Linked DNA regions of Homo sapiens: region 1 is linked to region 2. Evidence: chromatin contacts called from ENCODE Hi-C or POLR2A ChIA-PET data. All regions are on one chromosome and are shown on one strand. Each heading gives the region's core, a stretch centred on a gene start or an enhancer-like site at or near the end of the contact. The rest is flanking DNA. Distances are from core to core; before and after follow the strand shown. Region 1 overlaps MAP2K6 (mitogen-activated protein kinase kinase 6). Region 2 overlaps LINC01483 (long intergenic non-protein coding RNA 1483).

The links. A loop is a pair of places that touch in the nucleus more often than their neighbours do. ChIA-PET counts read pairs that join two places held with the same protein, here RNA polymerase II (POLR2A). Pooled maps may share reads with other maps.
Region 1: a loop to region 2 is called in a map of PC-3, with 14 times the contacts of the local background. The contact joins two enhancer-like sites. A Hi-C loop is called at or near these places in 1 of 168 maps with a recorded cell type or tissue (PC-3) and 1 of 50 pooled maps. POLR2A ChIA-PET finds 5 or more read pairs at or near these places in 1 of 52 experiments (K562).

The regions. Positions count from the first base shown.
Region 1 is chr17:69,538,475-69,541,358 of GRCh38, reverse strand. The region is part of intron 11 of MAP2K6 (mitogen-activated protein kinase kinase 6); the gene reads right to left. Among named protein-coding and RNA genes, the nearest start is that of LINC01483, 54 kb to the left of the region's middle. Within about 2 kb of position 1,543, at least 7 of the 41 ENCODE cell types and tissues checked have a DNase peak (open chromatin) inside an H3K27ac peak, as active enhancers do; they include PC-3, where a contact is called at or near this core.
Region 2 is chr17:69,760,526-69,763,269 of GRCh38, reverse strand. The region is part of intron 3 of LINC01483 (long intergenic non-protein coding RNA 1483); the gene reads right to left. Among named protein-coding and RNA genes, the nearest start is that of LINC01483, 170 kb to the right of the region's middle. RefSeq lists an enhancer at 494-1,693. Within about 2 kb of position 1,254, at least 6 of the 41 ENCODE cell types and tissues checked have a DNase peak (open chromatin) inside an H3K27ac peak, as active enhancers do; they include PC-3, where a contact is called at or near this core.

The sequences.
Region 1 (2,884 bases), core at 294-2,793, 220 kb after region 2:
ATTTACAAATAGCCCTGGGCCCCACAAGGTCATTTTAGGCTAATATAGTAGTAAGATAATAAGACAATTCATAGGTGTATGTACTTTTTTCTTTTTGAGATGGAGTCTCGCTCTGTTGCCCAGGCTGGAGTGCAGTGGTGCGATCTTGGCTCACTGCAAACTCTGCCTCCCGGGTTCAAGTGATTCTCCTGCCTCAGCCTCCCGAGTAGCTGGGATTACAGGTGCATGCCACCATGCCTGGCTAATTTTTTATATTTTTAGTAGAGACAGGGTTTCACTGTGTTACCCAGGATGGTCTTGATCTCCTGACCTCGTGATCTGCCAGCCTCGGCCTCCCAAAGTGCTGGGATTGCAGGCGTGTGCCACCATGCCCGGCCAGCAGTATGCACTTTTATTTCTCAGGAAAAAGATGATGGAATGAGAAGCCAATTTTGTTGAACAGTAAACGTGCAAGGAAGGTAGCCCTCGCCCTTGACGTTGGAGAATTGGTTTAGACTAAAACAGTTAAAGCCATTTGCCAAGCCACGAGCTTTATTTATGTCTCTCCTGATGAAGAGTTGATCCATCTGAAAAATAATGTAGACTGCCAAACTCTAGTTATGTGCAGAGAAAACTGAACTCGGAGATTAAAGATTGAAAAGGGAAAAGAAGAGTCTCTATCCTCACAGCTCAGAACAAGTAAACTCTAAAAACATAACAAGTCTTATGCTTTGCTAGGGGAACAAGCATGGTATGTGATTCAAGAGGCCATGCATTTCAAAACAATCCTGAGCAGGAAGCCATTTTCTCTGCACTAGAACAATTCTCCCCAGATTGCTCAATTTTGTTACAATAAGTGCCCAGCTCTCACAGTGGAACCTGCCACCTCTACTTAGAAAGATATATCAGGTCATGAGCCACAGTTCTTATAGTGGAAATAGAACCAACCAAACCTACCCCAAATGGATAATTCTTACAGGTAGAACTTAGTCCCACGTGTCTCACCTCCCATGCTCACTCCCTTGATTGCCTGGTAGTCTATTTTCAATGACCAGTTGAGTAGCTAAATGTAAGCATTTTTACATCCAGACACATAAGTGACTCACTCTGTTTCCCCTGACTTTAGGGAGTTTAGTTTACAACCTTTATGTTGCCCAGCTGTAGGTTTTCTAATTATATTTGTTTTAAACCTGACAGCAGAGGGTTGGATGAGTCAGCTCCGTGGAAAACTGAGTTCCTGCTCATGGAAACTCTAGGAAACAATGCAAATGGGAAAGGAACAAAGAAATAAAAACCCCAAAGAAGATAGCTGGTCGCGATTAAGTATCATGACTCAGAAAATGGAAAAGAGATTTTCTCCCTTTGCCCATCTGAGGACACAGGTTGAGTGCTGGCTCCGATCCTTACACTCATGAAATCAACTGAAGCTCTGAGTGCCAGGTCCTTCCTCCTGAGCTCCCTCAAAAACTAAATAGCAGCCATACTTCTGATTAGTCACCACATACACAGCACACTTACCAAGGACTCTACCATCATGCTTATTAGCTTTCCCACATCCTCTGGACATTTGGAAATCTTTTAATGTACTTAAAAGCTTTTTACTATCAAAACAGGACATGCCAAACCTCAGATTATCTTGGTGACTGCTTCCAACACCTGCCAGCCCCACCTTGCCTTTTGTTCTGCTAGTGGCTATTAGCTCAGTAGATGTTGCCTGAGTCTGCAAATGAATTAAATAACCTGACTTGAAGTCTTTAATCAAAAAAAAAGAAAATCGCTAGGCATCTTTCCATTTATTCCCAGGTTGAGAAAATGCTATGAGAGCCAGAAGGGCAGGGGGAGGGGAAAACGGGTAGGCATGACAAATGGAAAGTGTGACTTGCCTTCTTGTGTGGGTTTTGAGGCTGTAAAAGGTTAAGAGGGAACCCAGTCCCTCCTATAAGCAATGGATTAAGATTAGCAAGGGCAGCAACCAGGAAATTGACAAATGAGGGACTATGAATAATACTCAGACTATAATACCAGGCTGGGTTTCCCAAAAGAGGAGCCAGGGAGACAAGAAGGGAGGACTTTACACCATTTAGTCTCACTGATGTGCCTGAAGAAAACATGGAGATCCGTGAACATACTACGAGGAATAGACAGACAAGCTACAGTCACCAGCAGGTCTCCCTGTCCCATGCACAGCACCTCATCCCTTAAGACTATGGTTTTGAATGGGTCAGGCATCTTTGTTTAACATACAGTTCAATCTAGAACTTCCTAAGATAATTGGAGAACATTATTTCACTGGGCAATCACTTGAATGAACTGGTTATCTTTTCTGGTGATTATCATCTAGGACAGGGATCAGCTACCTATGACCCAGAGGCCAAATTTAGCCCACTGCTTGTTTTTTTAAATAAAGTTTTATTGGAACACAGCCACACACACCCCATTTTTTTTTTAACACATCGGATATGGCTGCTTTCACATTGCAACACTGAATTAAGCCATTGTAAACAGCAACTGTATAGCCTACAAAGACTAAAATACTTACTATTTAGTCCTTTACAGAAATCGTTGGCTGCTACCTACTTTAGAAGAACAAATTCTACTGAGTCATACTCCCCAGTGACATTTGAGAGAAGAAGCAAATGACATGATCTTAAAGAATACACACCCTTCAATCCGTGTTAGGGAGAGAAACATTTGGGATTTCTATAAGAGGGACATGTCTAGGTTAAGGCCTTAATTAAACTGTCCTTCACCTGGAAAAAGGATTATTTTTTTCCTTCATACTTCCTCACCAACTCCTAAAATCTAAACAATTGCCTCTCAGCAAGTGTTTTCCCAATGCTAAAGTCAGGGAGTTTGGACTCAGATTTTCCGTTTGAAAACCTCAGTTCCACAGGAAAGCAGGGAA
Region 2 (2,744 bases), core at 5-2,504:
TCTGATGCCCTTTAAAATACCATCTACCTTGTCTCCAACCACTTGGCTCAAAGGCTTCACACAGAGCCCCCACTGTACAGTACTCCCCAGAAATGCTGAAACGCCACTGAACCCCCCAACTACATATTCTCTCCTAATTTCTAGCTCATTCCTCTCTCACACATGTGTCATTGAATTAATGTTTTTTTCTTTAGAACCACCATAACCTCAGATTCATCTCTCCAGAGATCAAAGATAGGCAAATTAAGAATGTCAAAAGACTTTGCTGAATGCAGCTCCTTATAAAGTATGTCAGGATTAAATGTTCTAAAGCCAAGATTATCTAGCCCCACCTCCACCCTCCAAAAAAGGAAAAAAGACAAGAAAAAAAGGCACCAATCCTTTAACAGCATCTGTGTATTTACGGAGAACTTACTTTGCTTTCTCATCCATCCGATTCAAAATTGTCCATGTGGATTTTAGTTTTGTGGAAGAAAGCTCATTTTTTTTGAGACAGTACCCCTAAATGTACACATTTAAGCCCCTGACACAGACAATTTGTATCATTAAAATACTTCATCTGAAGCACAGGGCTTTGATTCTTTGATTTGATTTGACCTGTATTTACCTCTTGCTTTCCCTGTCTCCTTTTCTTCCATTTAGCTACAATTAACTATAACATGTCTAAGTCTTCTTCATTCCTGGGCTAGCACGTCCAAGTATGACCATCCATCATTCCATTCCTGTAAGTTTTCCTGTCTCTTGGTATCCACTTGGGTAAAACTTGAATTAAGAAAAGTGATTTTTGTTTTACATCATTGGGCATCTTCTATTGCTTCTTTAAAAAATGATTCTTAGAAGTCTTGTGTACCTCACCCCAGTTATGCTGTTATATCTGAGATATTTTTCCTCTCCAAAACTAAACTGAGTCTTTTAAAAAGGAATAGAGACCTTTGTAGAAAAAAAAAAAATCTATGGTCCCAAGAATGGGTAAACATTCCAGAGAGGTTCTTGTTTTTCCCCCTACAGGTCTGCCCATCCCTACAAATTGCATTCTTGTAAGAATACTCTCAAAGTGAGTCACAACAACAAAGTAAACAGAGGGTTTCTCAACGTGACAGAGGAAGAATTTTTTTGTTTGAATTTGCATGTTGTTTATATTTTCAAGCAGGAACTGGAAGAAAGAGGTTTCACTCTCATTGAGGATATCCAGTCATGAGTTCTTTTTAAGCTTTGCTGTTGGCTCAATTCCCTTCAGCAGTGCATATTTGGACTGGGGGACTATGACTCAATTTCCCTTCCTTTCACCTCACTTACTCTTTCATCCATCTTTCCCAACACGCCATGAGGAGATTCTTTGCCAATGTTCATTCCAAACTTCTGTTGTAGCCACATCTCTCCACCAATCTATTCCTACCTTCAAAAGTCCAAGTTTCCACCCTTTCAAAGTTCCTCATAGCCCTTCCTCATTCTCTGCTCATACGCATCCTCTGTTGCTCCCCTCGCACACTGCTACCCCAGCTAACCTCCTCTGTGTGTCTTTCTTCTTGCCTAAAACAATATTTTTCTAAAATTCCTAATTCCTTTCCCCTTTATTATTTGGTCTCCAGGTCCATAAATAACTATTCTGAATTTCACCTCTAAGAATAATTCTTAGAGCAACACCTTTGCCCTCAATTATTATATTTTTCATATTTTTGCCAAGTACATAAAATACTGCCTTTTATGGCTAGGCTTCCCATATTTCTTAAATCAATATATAAATAAATCATGTTTGTCCTTGTTGTTGCCAATTTTATCAACAATTCTCTCTCCTTGGGTCAAGAATAATGAGAATTCTGATTGTATATCCTACTGCCAAGATCGACGTGTAAGGAACACATTTGGTATGTTATAGTGAAGCATGGCTATGTAGTAGCCCAGAAGACGAGAAAAAAGGAGTTCTGTACCTGGTCAGATTTGAGAGAAAAGGGAAAGGAAGGGAGGTGTTAGATAGAGAAGCAGGAGGACAGGATGAGAGCAACATGGTGGGAAAATGACTCAATCTAAAATAATTGTAATTCCCAGTCTCATTTTAGTCAAGTGATCTGTGCCAGAGTTGCAAGATGTAGTAGAAGGACATCAACATGTAAGGAATCCTGGTGAGGCATCAGGCATAGGAGCCCAATTCAAAGTATAGAAGAACTGCAGCAGAGAGAAGTATAACATGGGGGAAATTCTGGGTCATTCAAAATAGAAAACTTTAGGAAGCCTCACAGGTTATGTTGGGGTGGATGGGATTGGGACTGGCATTTATTTAAATACTTCTTAGGTCAATATCAATATTAGGGATGTACAGTGAGACTGGTCCTATATATGAGAAAATTAGTAAGCCCAGCTTTGGAACTAGGAAGCATAGAGAAAAAAAGAGAGTGAGACTGACAGTAACTTTGATTACTCAGACATTTCATGTGCAATGTGTGAAAGAGAAGAAAATCTTCTGTGTCATTCAAGCCCTAGCTGCCATGCGTTTGTGGTTTAGTTTTGGGGAGATTACCACTAGGGCCTCAGTTTTCTCATTGGTCAAATCTGGTTGTTGAGTCAGGTATTCTCCAAGGGTTTTCTAATTTCTAGAGCCCTCTAAGTCTGTGAAGAGTCTCTCTAGCCCTGTTTACACCTCAATCCAATTCACCATCTCAGCCAAACTAAATTAGTGCTTAGAAAGGCTTTGCTCTTTCTTTGACTATTCTTTGGTATACATGGTCCTGCCTAGTGTTGTGTTGGTA